3 separate regions of the Homo sapiens genome follow, and all the other regions are linked to region 2. Evidence: chromatin contacts called from ENCODE Hi-C or POLR2A ChIA-PET data. All regions are on one chromosome and are shown on one strand. Each heading gives the region's core, a stretch centred on a gene start or an enhancer-like site at or near the end of the contact. The rest is flanking DNA. Distances are from core to core; before and after follow the strand shown.

Region 1 (4,843 bases), core at 11-2,510, 990 kb before region 2:
AAATCCCAGTGTTCACTTGTCGCCGCAATAATTCCAGTTTGGTTTTGAGTGCAGCCACTTATCTGCCGACTTGAACACAGTTCTCCCCTGAAGGGACAGATGGAGTTCATTGAGGAGGTAAGCAAGTAAGCAAGTTTTGTAACCCCTTCTATGAAATGTGCTGCCAGTGGTGACTACTTTTCTAGAAGAAATCTCTGGAGTGGCCCTCATAACTCAAACTCCGGCCAGTGATCTATCTTTAGAAAGCCATCCCACTTCTGTGTATAAAAGATGTGTGTGCTCTATGTCCATCTCACAGAGCTGTGTGAACAGATGTGAGTTAAGGGCATGTACTTTAATGTGGTTGATAATTTTAATCACATCCTGCAAAATGTTCTTAAGTTCAGGTGACATTTTTTGGCTAGCCAACACTTCTCTATGGATGTCACAGTGCATAGACTCACATTCAGAAGTGACCTCTTTGGCCCGAGTAGTGAAACCAGTCGTAGCAGTCGCTCTGCCCAAGCACATACTACCCAAAAGGACCAATTCGGTTTTTCTGATAGGTAATCATTCAAAGACTTGAATAGTTGTGCAGCTGTGGTGTTGGTTAGCAACAAAAGTGCAAGTGACATATCCTCGTGCACCTAACATCTTCATGTATATCCTCCTGAAAACTGTATCACAAAAAAACAAGCATTGTTGCCTTGTCAACACTGGTAGACTAGTCAACCCAGATTGCGTACCGCAGTGACTCATTAATCCTCTCTACCAATTGTGCCTCAATATCCGCTGCTATTTCAATTCGCCTAGTTTACTCTTCACCAATAGTAAAGGGCTTCTTAGCTTTAGCAATACGGTTAGCCACTAAGAATGATACTCTCATTGCAGACACATTTGATGAAATGGTAGCCTTCAATAATTGCTTCTGTTCTTTGTGCTTATGTTTTTTCTTTTGAAAAACTCCGAAGCCTTGTCTTTTAATGCAGGGTGCTTGGTCTCCATGTGGTGAAGCAGTTTTGAAGGTTTCATGGCTTCATTGGATAGCCAGTGGCCACATATTACACAAAGTGGGCTTGGAGAATGTGAGTCACCTGTTGCAATGAACCTGTAATTTGAGTATGACTCCTGGTATTTTCTTTTAAATGCAGCTTGCTTTTTGTTGGCAATCTTACAGTCTTCTGTCTCATCATTGGGTCTTCCCCCTTTTCAAAGAAGCTTACCAGTGATGTTTGTTTTTTACTCATTTCGGCTAGGGTTAGCTTGTGGGCTTACCAAAACTGTGACTGAGACAAATGTGCAGTGCAGGAAACAGGCACACCTGGAAGTGGTAAATAATGGGCGGGCCATGAGTGGACTAAAATAAGTGTCGGATTCTGACTGAAAGCCTGCCCACAGATGCAGCTGTACGATGGAAGTACATCAACTCACTTGCCACTATAAAGCCTGCCACCAGGCAGCATTAAGCTACTTGTTACTTGACACTCACTGATAGGATTTTGATATGAGTCTGCAAGCAATTGATTTATTATGGTCTCTGTGTAGTCAAACCTCCCTCTTAATGCTAATTTGTATTTGCAGCCACTCCCCAGTGCTAGCATCACTTGTAGTCCCAACTACTTGGGAGGCTGAGGAGGAAGGATCACTTGAGCCCAGGAGGTCAAGGCTGCAGTGAGCTATGATCAGGCCACTGCACTCTAGCCTGCATGACAGAGTGAGACCCTGTCTCTTAAAAAATAATAATAAAATGAAAAAACTAAAAAAGCTCCAAATGTATGAGTATATGTACTTCTTTATCAATGCAGTAAGTAACAAAATTCAGTGCAGTAGCAAGTAACTCCTGTAATTTCAAAGTAGTGATGCCCATGTAAATGGTATTTTGTAGTATTTTCAAAGGCTACACAGTAGTATGAAAGTATCTGACTTTTACTGGTGACATTCGTCAGAGCTGCTTTTACTACTATGATTTTTTTTTTTTTCTGAGACAGCGTCTCACTATGTCACACAGGATGGAGTGCAGTGGCATGATCTCGGCTCACTGCAACCTTCGCCTCCCGAGTTCAAGCAATTCTCATGCCTCACCCACCCCAGTAGCTGGGATTACAGATGTTCACCACCGTGCCTGGCTAATTTTGTAGTTTTAGTAGAGACAGGGTTTTGCCATGTTGGCCAGGCTGGTCTTGAACTCCTGGCTTGAAGTGATCTGCCCACCTTGGCCTCCCAAAGTGCTGGAATTACAGGTGTGAGCCATTACATCTGGCTGGAACTGCTCTTACTACTGTGAGTCGTTGTCCACATCTATAATCCAATGAAATGCTAATTTTCAGCCAGAAATTCATGAAAATAAAGATATTTGAGCTCATGTCCCCCTGAATTCTCTCTATGGACACCTTGGGAGTGGAGGGCTGGGGATCCTGGGTTACATACAACCCTACTTAGTGGTTGTTTTTCATCTAAGTACTTGCTGGCCACTTTAGCGTGTCATTTTTTTTTTTTTTTTTTTTGAGAAAGGGTCTTCCTGTGTTTCCCAGGCTGGATCACAGCTCACTGCAGCCTCAACTTCCCAGGCTCCCACCTCAGCCTGCTGAGCAGCTGGGGCTACTGGCATGCAACACCATTCCTGGCTAATTTTTGTATTTTTAGCAGAGAAGGGATTTCGCCATGTCGCCCAGGCTGGTCTCAAACTCCTGGGCTCAAGTCGTCTGCCCACCTCAGCCTCCCAAAATGGTGGGATTACAGGCATGAGCCACCACACCCAGCCTGTTAGTGCATTACTGATAGCAGTTTCCTTCTCCTTCAGTTAGTTTTCCCCTTTTTAGCCCGGGTTCACAGTTGTTTCTGTTTGATGAAAGCTTTTGAGAGGGGATTGCTGGATTGTTTATATAATCTACCTGCCCTGCTCCTTCTGTGGGTAATATGGTTGGAGAATATTCCTGAAATAGTGGATGTATGTCATATAGTGTATACACCCTACCTTTTTATTTTTTTATTTTTATTTTTATTTTTTTTTTTGCGAATAGAAATGAACCTTAGTGGTAGATGATGTTATTAGTGTCAGGGAAGAAAAATGAACTACTATCACATATCCCACAGACAGAAGCTCTTAAGATGTTATGAACGATTTCATGGTAATACATTTGAAAATTCAGATGAAATTGACAGGTTTTTCCAATAAAATATATTACCAAAGACACAAAAACTAGAAAAAATGAGTAGTCCTATATCTACCAAAAACATTGAATTTGTAGTTAAAAACCTTTCCATAGCAAAATTTTCAGGCCCAGATGGCTTTACTAGTGAAACTTCCAAACATTTAAGAAAATTAAAGAGGAACCACTTTCCGGTTGCATTTATGAGGCCAGCACAATCTTGTTACTAAAAATTGATAAGGATATTACAAGAAAATTATAGGCCAAATGCTCATAAAGACAGACACATAAGTCTTAAATATGGTAAGTCAAATCTAGCAATCTATAAAAAGGATAATAAATCATGACCAAGTTGGATTTATTTCAGGAATGTAAACTTTGGCTAACACTACGAAAGTCAACAAATGCAATTTAACTCCATATATGAAGTAAAGGAGAAAAAGTATTTGATACAACTCAGCACCCATTCATGATGAAAAAAAAAAAAGCCTCTTTGCAAGCTGGAGCATTGAGAGAAATTAGATTTAAAATAACAGAGGGTAAGGTATTGCTCTGCAAATCTATAGATTCGGGCCAATCCCAATCAAAATCCCGGCAAATTTTTTCTTCAAAAATAGGTGATAAGCAGATTGGAAATTTATTTGGAAATTCTAGACAGTCTTAAGAGCAAAACTGGAGGACCTAAGCTACTAGATCAATATGTAGTCATGTCAGTGTGGTATTGCATAAAGCTACACAGATTATGGAACTGAGTAAAGAATCCATAAACAGGCTTATACATCTGTGGTCTTTTGATTTATGACAGAGGCAACACTGCAGGGCAGTGGAGAGAAGATGGTCTTCTCAGTAAATGACACTGGGTCGATTGACTATCCACATAGACAAAATGAATCTAGATCATGTACCTCATCTCATATACAAAAATTAATCAAGATAACAACATACACCTAAATGTGAACGCTAAAACAAAGCACCTGGAAGAAAGCAAAGTAAAATATCTTTATGACCTAGGGACAAGGTTTCTTGAATAGGCCACAAAAAGCACTAATTGGTACAGTGATAAGAATGAACAAATTATTGCCTCACATAACATGGATGAATCTTGTGACACAAAGCTGAGCAAAACCAAGATAGATGTAAAAGAGTAAATGCAATGTGATTCCATTGATGTAAAGTTCAAAACCAGACAACTAAATAAACCATGGTGGTAGAAGTTAGGCTAGTGGTCATCTTTGATGGAGTTAGTGACTAGGAAAGGGCAGAAGGGGCTTCTGAGGCATTCTTTTGTTTTTTGGAGACAGGATCTCGCTCTGTCACCCAGGCGGGAGTGCAGTGGTGTGATCTCAGCTCACTGCAACCTCCCTGACCTGGGCTCAAGCGATCCTGTCACTGCAGCCCACCTGAGTAGCTGGGACTACAGGCATGCACCACTGTGCCTGGCTAATTTTTTTTTTTTTTTTTTTTTTTAGAGACAGGGTCTTACCATGTTGCCCAGGCTGGTCTTGAACCCCTAGGCTCAAGTAGTCTACCCATCTCCTCCTCTCAAAGTGCTAGAATTACAGATGTGAGCCACTGCCTCTGGCCTGGCGTGCAGTTTTTATCTCAGTGACAATTACTTGGTAATTACATAAGGCTTTCCACTTCTTGAAAGCCCTAAGGGCTGGGCATGATGGCTCATTCCTGTAATCCCAGCACTTTGGGAGGCTGAGGAGGGA
Region 2 (5,100 bases), core at 2,056-4,555:
GTGATGGGAAGTATGAACTTTTGCCCTGCAAGCTAACTCACTACATTGATCAGTCTCGTCACAGAGGAGCAGCCTGAGGAAGATAATGCATCCATCTACTATTCCAGTAGGCGGCGTCCTCACCTCTCCATCAGCACCATCTTTACATTGGCAGCCAGGGCTGCAGTCTCTCACCCTAATTTATACAGCAAATTAAACAGCTGAAATCCATGTCTTCGGGCGTCTGGGGCAATCTTACGGTGTCTAGAAGCAACAGATAAAAGGGTTAGTGCTTTTCTTCTGCATAAAACTGTAGTGTATAGTTCAGCCCTGGTCTTATTTTGTAGCTGAATTTAGTTTGAAGGTTGGATTCTCTTCAATGTTAGATATAATGTTGAACTTAATGCTGAATATTTTCAAAACACTAAAAGTACTAAAATTTGTCTTTAAGTTGTTTTGTTTGAATTCACATCAGTCATTTATTTGAGGGGTAGGGTATAGTGGCTAGGAGTACCAGAACCAGACTTCCCAGAATTCAAATTCTGCCTCTCTCAAACTAAGAATTTTGTGATTCTGGGCAAATTGCTCAATAGATAAGATTTTCCATCTATAAAATGGAGTTGATTATTAAATGAGTTAATATAAAAAACACTGAGCACAGTACCTGGTATATAAAACGTAATAGGCCGGGCACAGAGGCTCATGCCTATAATCCCAGCACTTTGGTAGGCCGAGGTGGGTGGATCACTTGGGATCAGGAATCTGAGACCAGCCTGGCCAACATGGCGAAATTCCATCTCTACTAAAAATACAAAAATTAGCTAGGTGTGGTGGTGCACGCCTATAGTCCCAGCTACTCGGGAGGCTGAGGTGGGAGAATTGTTTAAACCCAGGACGTGGAGGTTGCAGTGAGCCAAGATCACGCCACTGCACTCTATCCTGGGTGACAGAGCGAGATTCCATCTAAAAAAAAAAAAAAGAAACCTTAATAAACGTTAGTTATCACTTGAAGGTATTTAATGTTTTTTTATATGTGCATTTATGTACATACAGGATTCAAATTCCGCTTTATGATCAACAGGGAATTGGGACTATGTTACTGACTTCTGACTAATACCCGTCTAAAATTCCTTTACCCTTTCCACTTAGACGCAGCCCTCGAGTTATGCGGCCCCCATTTCCCACCACAATAAAGATCCACCTCTCTATCCCAGGTTTTATTCCATCATATTTAAGGCTTGGATGTAATTTTTGGAACAATTGACTGCTTTATTTAGTTGGTGGGGAGAGGAGTAGGAGAGAGAAGCAAATTACAGTCAATGACAGGACCAGGGATTCTGAGCATACCTGCATGTATGCATACTAGACACTGATGTTCCAGCCAGTGAAAGGAGATATAACTTCTAAAAAACAGTATCAACTTTATTATGCTTGGAAGTAATGAGAAGAGAGGCAAGAAGCAGGCAATGGTAAGAGAAAGCGGGTGGGACGTAGTGGCTTGCACATTTAATCCCAGCACTTTGGGAGGTCGAGGTGGGAGGATCGCTTAAACCCAGGAGTTTGAGACCAGCCTGGGCAACATAGTAAGTCTCCATCTCTTCAAAAAAAAAAAAAAAAAAAAAGGAGCTGGGGGAGGTGGGCGTAGTGGTGTGTGCCTGTAGTCCCAGCTACTCTGGGGGCTGAAGCGGCAGAATTACTTGAGCCCAGGAGATCCAGCCTGCAGTGAGCTGTGATCATGCCCCTGCACTCCAGCCTGGGTGACAGAGTGAGAACCTCTCTCAAAAAATACACACCCACAAAAAGAGAGGGAAAGTATAGTGTATGGCAGAACAGGAAGGAGAACTTGGGTTCACTAAGCACCTACTCTGTGTTAGGCGTACAGGAGTGCCATCTCATTTAATTCTCATGAGAAGATTATGAGACAGATCTACAGTCCCAAAGCAACACCCACCAGTGCCTCTCCCCCACGGAGCGGTTCATCTAACTCACCAACCAAAAAAGGTTTGGATCTGGATTTCTGGCTCTTTGGAGAAATAAGAGATCAGGTAACAATAGGCTGGCACTGGGTGGTGGCTGCTCCACTAGATCCTCCACCTGCTCTTTAGTGCACCAGCGCCTCCCTCCTTTCTCCATGACCACAACCTCTGCCTCCCTCCTGTATGTTTCCTGCCGAGCTCCTGTGCACATCTGAGTTTTTGACTCCCAAGGTGTGTATTATTCTCCCCTTTTATTGACGAGGACGGTAACTGAAACTCAGAGCAGTTAAGTACTTTTCCCACGGTGGCCTAACTGAAAGTAAAGGATCTAGATAGAATTGGAATTTTGGTCCATTTCATTTATATAGAATGTATTGCCCTTGGAGAGAATATATTGTAAGAAAGAGCCCGTATCTAAGAGTGCGCAGGCCAAGCGCGGTGGCTCACGCCTGTTGGGAGGGCAAGGCAGGCGGATCACAAGGTCAAGAGATGAGACCAGCCTGACCAACATGGTGAAACCCCGTCTCTACTAAAAGTACAAAAATTAGCCCGGCGTGGTGGCACATGCTTGTAATCCCAGCTACTCGGGAGGCTGAGGCAGGAGAATTGCTTGAACCTGGGAGGCCAGGGTTGCAGTGAGCCGAGATCGCGTCACCGCACTCCAGCCTGGCGTGAGAGCGAGACTCCGTCTCAAAAAATAAAATAAAATAAAAAATACGTATAGAGAGAGAGAGAGGGAGAGAGACAGGCAGACAGCAGACCTGGATTCAAGTTCCAGCTGCAGAGCTTGCTGAGCGTGTCTAACCTTGGGTACGTCACTCCACGTTGCTGCTCTGGCCCTCAGACAGCTCATCTGTAAAATGGGGATGACCAGGCCTACTTCACCAGCTTGTTTTGAGGACCACAGGAGATGTTTGGGAAGCCAACCGGGGAGCTCTACAACTCTCAGAGATTGCTGGTGTTAGGCCAACAGCAAGAGGAGGGCTGGCAAATTTGTGCTACCCTGAAGGAAAGTCCAGGAAGGACTGATTTGAGCCAGATCTCAAGCAAGGCCTTGAGCAAATGGGTCAACACAGGAGAGGACGGGCTGAGCCTTGTTGTGCCTGACGGAAGAGCAAGACGGCCACAATTCAGACGCACGTGAGGGAAATCAGATGACTGGACTTGTAGATACTAACGGTTCTGAAGCGGGTAGGTTAGCTTTCCAACCGCCTGGATGACGGTCTCAGCCTCCTCCCGACCCCTTCCTGCGCGTCCGCTCTTCCCCTGCGCCCGCCCGCGCCCCTCCGCCCGCGCCCCGGCCCCGCCCCAGGCCTCGCCTCCGCTTCGCCGCCGCCGCCGGCCGCAGCCAGGAGCAGCAGCCGCGCCTGCAGACCGGCCTCGCGGAGCCCGCGCGCCGAGCCCCACGTGAGTCCGGCGGGTCGCCGCCCTGGGCACCCTCGCGACGGAAGGGCCGGGGTGGGGACACCGACGAGCGCTTTTCATCTCGTCCCAGTTACTTTGAAACCGAAAGCGCCTGCTGGCGTCCGGCCGGTCCCCGACCGGCGGGGAGGGCGCGAGGCGGCGGCTGGGCCGGGGGAGGCGGAGGGGCCCGGGCTTGCGGGAGACCGGCGGGGCAGGTGACCGCCGACGGCCCGGGGACAGCGGGAGCGGTGCGGAGCGGGTTTCTTAGCCGGGGAGAGGTGTGGCGAGGGCGGAGACTGGGGGTCCAAAGCTGGGGAGCTGGTCCAGAGGGCGGCTGTGGACCGGAGGGGCCAGGTTCCGTCGGGGTGCACTGGCGGGGAGGACTTTCAGGCACGTCCCGCACATCCGCACTGCAAACCAGGCCCTGGCCCCCTTCCGCACCCGAAGGCACCCTCTCCACCTTTGCAGGGCTTTCCAATCAAAGCAACTCCAGAATGAAACTTCAGGATTGCAAGGAATGGAAGCCTCTACCAGCTGTTCGTTTGCGCGTCTTCCTTTAGAAAGCAGCTACCCCCCTCCCCCAGAAGGCGAGCTCTAAGGAACCTTGACGCAAACCAAAGCTCCGAGAGGTGGAAGGAGTTGCCCAGAGGCACCCAGAGAATTCGCAGATTCTGAGTTCTCCGTACCAGATGGTCTCCACTTTGTTCCTGTTCTGCAGGGTCTTGGTGGTTCTGAGAATTTTCGGGGCCACGCTCTTGCTGCGGGTCCCACTGGGCCACTCTGGCTGGCCGACTTTCTCTGCTCATTCGGCCTCCTTCTGCTAAGTTTCCATATTTGGGTATTTCAGATTTACTTTCATGAGAACTCAGTTATCTCGCTGTGGCAGGCAGAGCTGCCTCAGGCGAGCATTGAGGTTGGTGAAACCAGGCGAGGCTCCCTGCCAGGGCTGCCCCTGCAGCCCCCACCCTCCATAGCCTTGGGCTCTGACCCACCTCCTGTGAGGATAGGCATCTGGTAACCAGTTTAATTCTGTAAATATTTATTGGGCAGGTGCTGTGTGAGAACTGGGCTGGGGCCAGTGGAATATGGTTATTTCCTCCAGAGATACTTGCATTTTAAAAGGGCTCTGGAAGACCTGAGATGCAAAGAAATTAGTTGAACCATTTCTGGAAATAGAACAGTTTTGGGTGTGTGCGAGATAATTTTAGGCAGCAAAAGGCTGGGCTAGGAACTCTCAAATCCCAGTGCAGCTGCTCTGCCTTATGTACTCACAAAGCTGAAAACAGGGGTGTTAATGTAATTGATGGTTTGGGTGGAAACACTTCCATCCCTAACTCTAATTTGAACTAGAAAGACAGAAATTGCTGCAGGAACGATGGATGTAAGATGGAAGTGGAAAACGCCTAGCTTCTGTAAAGGTTTTTGATTTTGTTACAGTTACTGTTTTTGTTGTAACTCTATGGAATGGATCACCTCTCAGATCCCTGGCTCCTGGACAGAGGCAGGAGAAAGTGTCTGAGCCAGCATCTGGAACATGGGAAGTGATGGAGAAGGCGACTTCTCCCACGGCCTCTGGGCTGAGAGGCCTGTTGTGACGGGCAGGGTAGGATGGTGGTATTTCCCTCTGTCAGCAGCAAGCCCGCTGGACTTGGGTAGTAGGGCGATGGAAAGAGTGTGGAAAAGAGCTGCCGTCCACTGAACGTCCTGACGATAGGGACTGGGATGTTTCAGTGGGGATGAT
Region 3 (4,840 bases), core at 1,357-3,856, 950 kb before region 2:
CCACTGTTGAGAATGGTGAGAAATTTCTCAGTCACAAACCAGTCAGCTTACAAGTCAGTGCTTACTGCCTGCTTTCTGATCTGGGTTGTGATAATGCTGTGGGTTAAGGAATTAAGAGGCATTATTTCTCTACTCAACAAGTTTATACTCTATTTGAGAATTCCAGGAGGACACCCCTAGCTTTAATATGGCTGATGTGTGAAGTATTTAACAAGGGCCAGAGCTGTACACAGCCAGGACAATTGGCCCTGCTCGTGGGTCCTGCCTGAAAGCTGGCCCTGGCATGCCATTTAACAAAGTGTTTTCCATATGTATGATTGTCCCTAGTCGGTGTAGCCAAAAATTGCTGGGAGAGTTTCTAGCCTTGGAATGATCAGAGAAGACTCTCTGGAATAGGTGGATTGGAGCTGAGTCTTGAATAGAAGTACTATGTTTTGAACTGACCCAAGCCTATTTTGTTGTTTAACAAAAATAAAGTTCTTTGGTTTTACTCTTGGTAACTTCTGTCACTTGGAGATGGACAGGAGTTAAATGTCTTCTCTCCCACAACCTTGCCACCAAGTGGTATGTTAAACAGTGAAGGTGTCTAACTGAATTCTCCTACAAGTACAAACATTCATTAGGTAGGGAAGTACAAAACCATCATTGAACTTGTTCCTGAAAGCTTGTGAAGCCTCTATTGTCTGTCTTTAGGTACTCCAACAAGCATCTTGCACGGAAGTTCCTTCTGAGGCTGGTGCAATTCTATTCTGCTGGCTGAAGCAGTTACCCTTCTAGTCTGATTAGAGGATAGAGCCTTATTAAAGCAAAGGACACAGACCAAGAGAGTGTTAGACTTTCAGTGCTTTGGGTGCTGGGCTCAAGGGAGGTGTTTTTTTTTTTTTTTGTGATCCTTCTGGCTCAGCCTCCCAAAGTGTTGGGATTACAGGCGTGAGCCACTGTACCTGGCCTCAAGGGATTCTTACATACATGCTTCATTATTACAAGGGTATCAGAGCCTGAGAAAAATTTTAATCCATCACATATTGAGCACCATGCTTTTCATTACTAAAATATTTATTTCTAACATTCCTTATGCTAGTAAACTTTCAGGTGCAGCTTTAGGTACCATGTTGGAATTATTTGAATTGTAGTCATGTCTGGGAGTAGATTTCTGATTAGAATCCTTCAAATGCTAACTCACTCTTTGTGGACTCCTCATTTGGATACTTTCAATGTTAAGAACTGTCCTTAGAGGTGGATTAAAGTTAATTTACACACAAACATGGAAGTGCTGTAACATGATTCAGACTTATATAAGTGCCATAACAAGACTCAGAGAGAAAGGGGGACGGGATTATTCCAGCCTAGGGCAGGTTGAATAGTGGCGGGATCTGAAATTTGGGGGGAGGTATGGGGAAGTGGGAAGGAGGGAAAACATTTCCTTCTCTCAGTACATTTCCTAAAAGTGGTGCCTGTCAGCATTCTTAAAAAGGTTATTACCTTTTAAAATCATGACATGACAGTTGATAAGCCTTTGTTAAAAAGAAATTAAGCAGCAGCAGCAAGGTAAGAGCGAGATCACAGGGGCACGTGGGAGAAGATGTAAAGTGGGGTGTCTTTGTGTGGGGAACTGACTGATGCTACTTTCAGGGATGACAATAGCTGCCGAAAAGTTCGAGATGGATGAAGGTTTGTTATTCCATCATGATTTTGCTCCCAGGTTTAATGAAAGCAAAGCTCAGGTCAAATTCTATCTGGCATGTGTACGTTTATTAAACACTTACTAGGCAAGCAGTGGAAACCAGTTTACACCAAGCTGATCAGTGGAATTGATGGAGTCCTTTAAGGAGCTTGCATCACCACCTTGCATTGAATTTGTTACTAGGTAGATAGATAATAGAATGTTATCTAGAGAAGGATGGATTTGGGGCTTTTTTGCAGACAGGCAACCAGAAATTCTCCCAACTATGTGGCTGAGTTTAGGATCTTAAAGGCCATCACTTAAGGGGGAGTCTCCAAATTGTCTAAGCCAGTCTGTGTCTCCAATGTTAATGTTGCTAATTAGCAAGTCAGATGTCACCAGGGAAAGTTACACAGACTTTTATCATGCAAGTATTCAGACCTTTGACATGGAAAACAAGAGTTAACTGTCTTTGCAAGTTCTGTTACACAATGTTTAAACAAACAGTGACAATGAATCACTTAAGCCTAAAGTTGCACCATAATGTTTTCCTCTTTAAGTCTTTTTTTATAAAACATGATCTGCCTCCCCAGGGCAAGGCTTACAAAAAATTAGCTTATAACTGATTTGTTTCTCTCCACGGAAATCTTTAGTAAAAGGCGAAAGATTTATTCGATCTGAAGAGAAACCAGTGTAATGCTACAAATTAGTTCAACTCATTGTTGCAGTAACCGCAACTCCTAGTACGCCGATGGTGCCTACAGTTCGCACAAAAAGAATTACTGCCTACAGTTTGCACAAAAAGAATTCTTTAATCTTCCCATAGTTAGAAATGTTGAGTCAAAAGAAATATTCTTTTAAGCTTTAAATAATTTACTATGTGCAGGGTACTATGGGTATGCAAATGAGATGTTGAGTCATCACCTTGAGATTCCACACCTTGTTATTCACCGGGTGCCTTTGGTGCTACCACTAGGGGGCGAAGTAGAGGCCATGCTAGCTGAGTTCTAAATCCCATCCTGGGTTAACCATGGAAACTCGTTTTAGCCCTTTTTGTATAATGGGACTTGGAGTACGATTTGTTATCTTTAGCATCATCTTATTTTGAAACAATTACACATTTACAGGAAGTTGCAGCAGTAGTACAGAGAGGCCTTGTGTACCTCTACCGAGCTTCCCCAGTGGGGAATCTTTTTTTTTTTTTTTTTAATCCCTTACTTTTAATTTTAGATTCCAGGGGTACATGTGCAAGTTTATTACCTGGGTATATTGTGTGACGCTGAGGTTGAGGGTATGAATGATCTTGTCACCCAGGTACTGAGCACAGTACCCAGTAGTTAGTTTTTCAGGCCTTACCAGTCCTCCCTGCCACCCCCCAGCAGTTCCTGGTGTCTGTTGTTGCTAACAGGAGAACCTGATGGTTAGCTCCCCAGTGGGGAATCTTCCATAGTGAACTCAAACCCAGGAACTTGACATTAGTACAACCCACAGACTTTAATCAGATTTCACCTGTTTTGCAAGCACTTACTTGTGTATATGTATATAGTTATATGTGGTTTTATCACATGTGTAGATTCATGTAAACACCAACATGACAAAGATACAGAACCTTGAAGAGCTACTCTGTGCTGCCTCTTTGATGGCCATACTCACCCTCCTCCTCTTCATCTCTAATCCCTGAAAAACCACAATGCTTTTAAATATATATGTATGTGTGTATGTGTATATACACACACACATTTAGGATTCTTATATCTTATTGGTGAGAAGATATTTTTATCATTCTGCAATGACCCTTTTTGACCCTGGTGATTTTCTTTCTCTGAAGTCTACTTTATCTGCCATTGGTAGAGCCACTCCCACTTTCTTTTGATTCATGTATGTATGCCATATCCTTTTTCATCTTTTAACTTTCCACCTCCCCATTTCATTATATTTAAAGTGAATTCCTGTGGACAGTCCAGAGTTGGGTCTTTTTTCTAGCAATCCATTCTGCCAAGCTCTGTCTTTTAATTGCTGTATTTAATTTGATTGGGGTTTATTCAGCTTCTTGAATTTGTAGGTTTATGCTTTTTGCCAAATTTGGAGATCTTTTTTTTTTGCCATTATTTCTTTGAACGTATTTTTAACCTCATATTTTTTCTTCTTTCCTTCTGGAAAATTTAATGACACCAATGTCAGATCTTTTGTTCTTATATCAAGGGTCTCTGAGGCTGTATTTTTTCAGTCAGTTTTCTCTCTCTTGTTCAGATTGGGTGATTTTTATTGACCTATCCTTAGGTTCAATAATTAAAAAAAAAAAAAAATCTCACTCTGTCATCCAGGCTGGAGTGCAGTGGCACAATCTTGGCTCACTGCAATCTCTGCCTCCCGGGTTCAAATGATTCTTCTAACCCTCCCAAGAAGCTGGGATTACAGGCATGTGCCACCATGCACAGCTAATTTTTTTTTTTTTTTTTTTTTTGTATTTTTACTAGATAGGGGGTTTTGCCATATCGGCCAGGCTGGTCTGGAACTCCTGGCCTCAAGTGATCCACCTGCCTCGGCCTCCCAAAGTTCTGGGATTACAGGCATGAGCCACCACGCCTGGCTCAATAATTCTTTCTTATGTAATCTACTTTTGCTATTAAGCCCATCTAGTAAGTTATATATTAAGTATAATGCATTAATGTAAATGTTAATATTTATATCAACATTTACTTAATACTTAATTTTGTTTTGCTTATTGTCGTTCCTTAGGCCCTGAGCTCTCTAGCCAGTCTGCTCTTTTCACCATTCACAATCCCCTTACATTCGTTTTATATGTTACATCCAAGGGTTTTAGCTGTCGTTAGTGGAGGGATAGGGATAAATGTGTGTACTATATCTTGTCTGAAAGCAGACGTCTCTGTGTTGTAGCTTGTGTTTTAAAGTAAGTCTTAGGCATCATAAATGAGTTATTTTATTAATACGCAAATAGATTTCTGAAGAAAGATGGTGGAAGTAATGGACTGTGGGGGAAGGATGGGGCAGTGTGCCCTGAGGATGTGGTGAGCCTTGGTCTCGTTCTTCTCTGTCTCTATTCCCAGTCTCCCAGGCCCCTGGGCTGCCTGTGACGGCTGGTGGGTTCAGGGGTGCGCTGGGTGGGGAGGTGTCTCTTGGACAGCTTGGGCAGCTAATGGGCAAAGGGGACAGATG

Evidence for each region. A loop is a pair of places that touch in the nucleus more often than their neighbours do. ChIA-PET counts read pairs that join two places held with the same protein, here RNA polymerase II (POLR2A). Pooled maps may share reads with other maps.
Region 1: a loop to region 2 is called in a pooled map, with 2.8 times the contacts of the local background. The contact joins the enhancer-like site here to the promoter of TRAF5 in region 2. A Hi-C loop is called at or near these places in 1 of 168 maps with a recorded cell type or tissue (B cell), 1 of 37 single-sample maps with no recorded cell type and 8 of 50 pooled maps.
Region 3: a loop to region 2 is called in a pooled map, with 3 times the contacts of the local background. The contact joins the enhancer-like site here to the promoter of TRAF5 in region 2. A Hi-C loop is called at or near these places in 1 of 50 pooled maps. POLR2A ChIA-PET finds 5 or more read pairs at or near these places in 3 of 52 experiments (A673, HepG2 and activated naive CD4-positive, alpha-beta T cell).

The regions. Positions count from the first base shown.
Region 1 is chr1:210,331,716-210,336,558 of GRCh38, forward strand. The region is part of intron 1 of HHAT (hedgehog acyltransferase); the gene reads left to right. Among named protein-coding and RNA genes, the nearest start is that of HHAT, 5.2 kb to the left of the region's middle. Within about 2 kb of position 1,261, at least 6 of the 41 ENCODE cell types and tissues checked have a DNase peak (open chromatin) inside an H3K27ac peak, as active enhancers do; they include B cell, where a contact is called at or near this core.
Region 2 is chr1:211,323,528-211,328,627 of GRCh38, forward strand. TRAF5 (TNF receptor associated factor 5) reads left to right here and starts at 3,306. Exons shown (of 11, transcript NM_001033910.3): 1 at 3,306-3,362. RefSeq lists enhancers at 2,010-2,511, 2,781-3,170 and a silencer at 3,231-3,600.
Region 3 is chr1:210,371,910-210,376,749 of GRCh38, forward strand. All of the region lies in intron 3 of HHAT (hedgehog acyltransferase), which reads left to right. It also overlaps the pseudogene RNU5A-8P. Among named protein-coding and RNA genes, the nearest start is that of HHAT, 45 kb to the left of the region's middle. RefSeq lists enhancers at 1,139-2,051, 2,052-2,963 and a silencer at 2,639-2,728. Within about 2 kb of position 2,607, at least 16 of the 41 ENCODE cell types and tissues checked have a DNase peak (open chromatin) inside an H3K27ac peak, as active enhancers do; they include A673, where a contact is called at or near this core.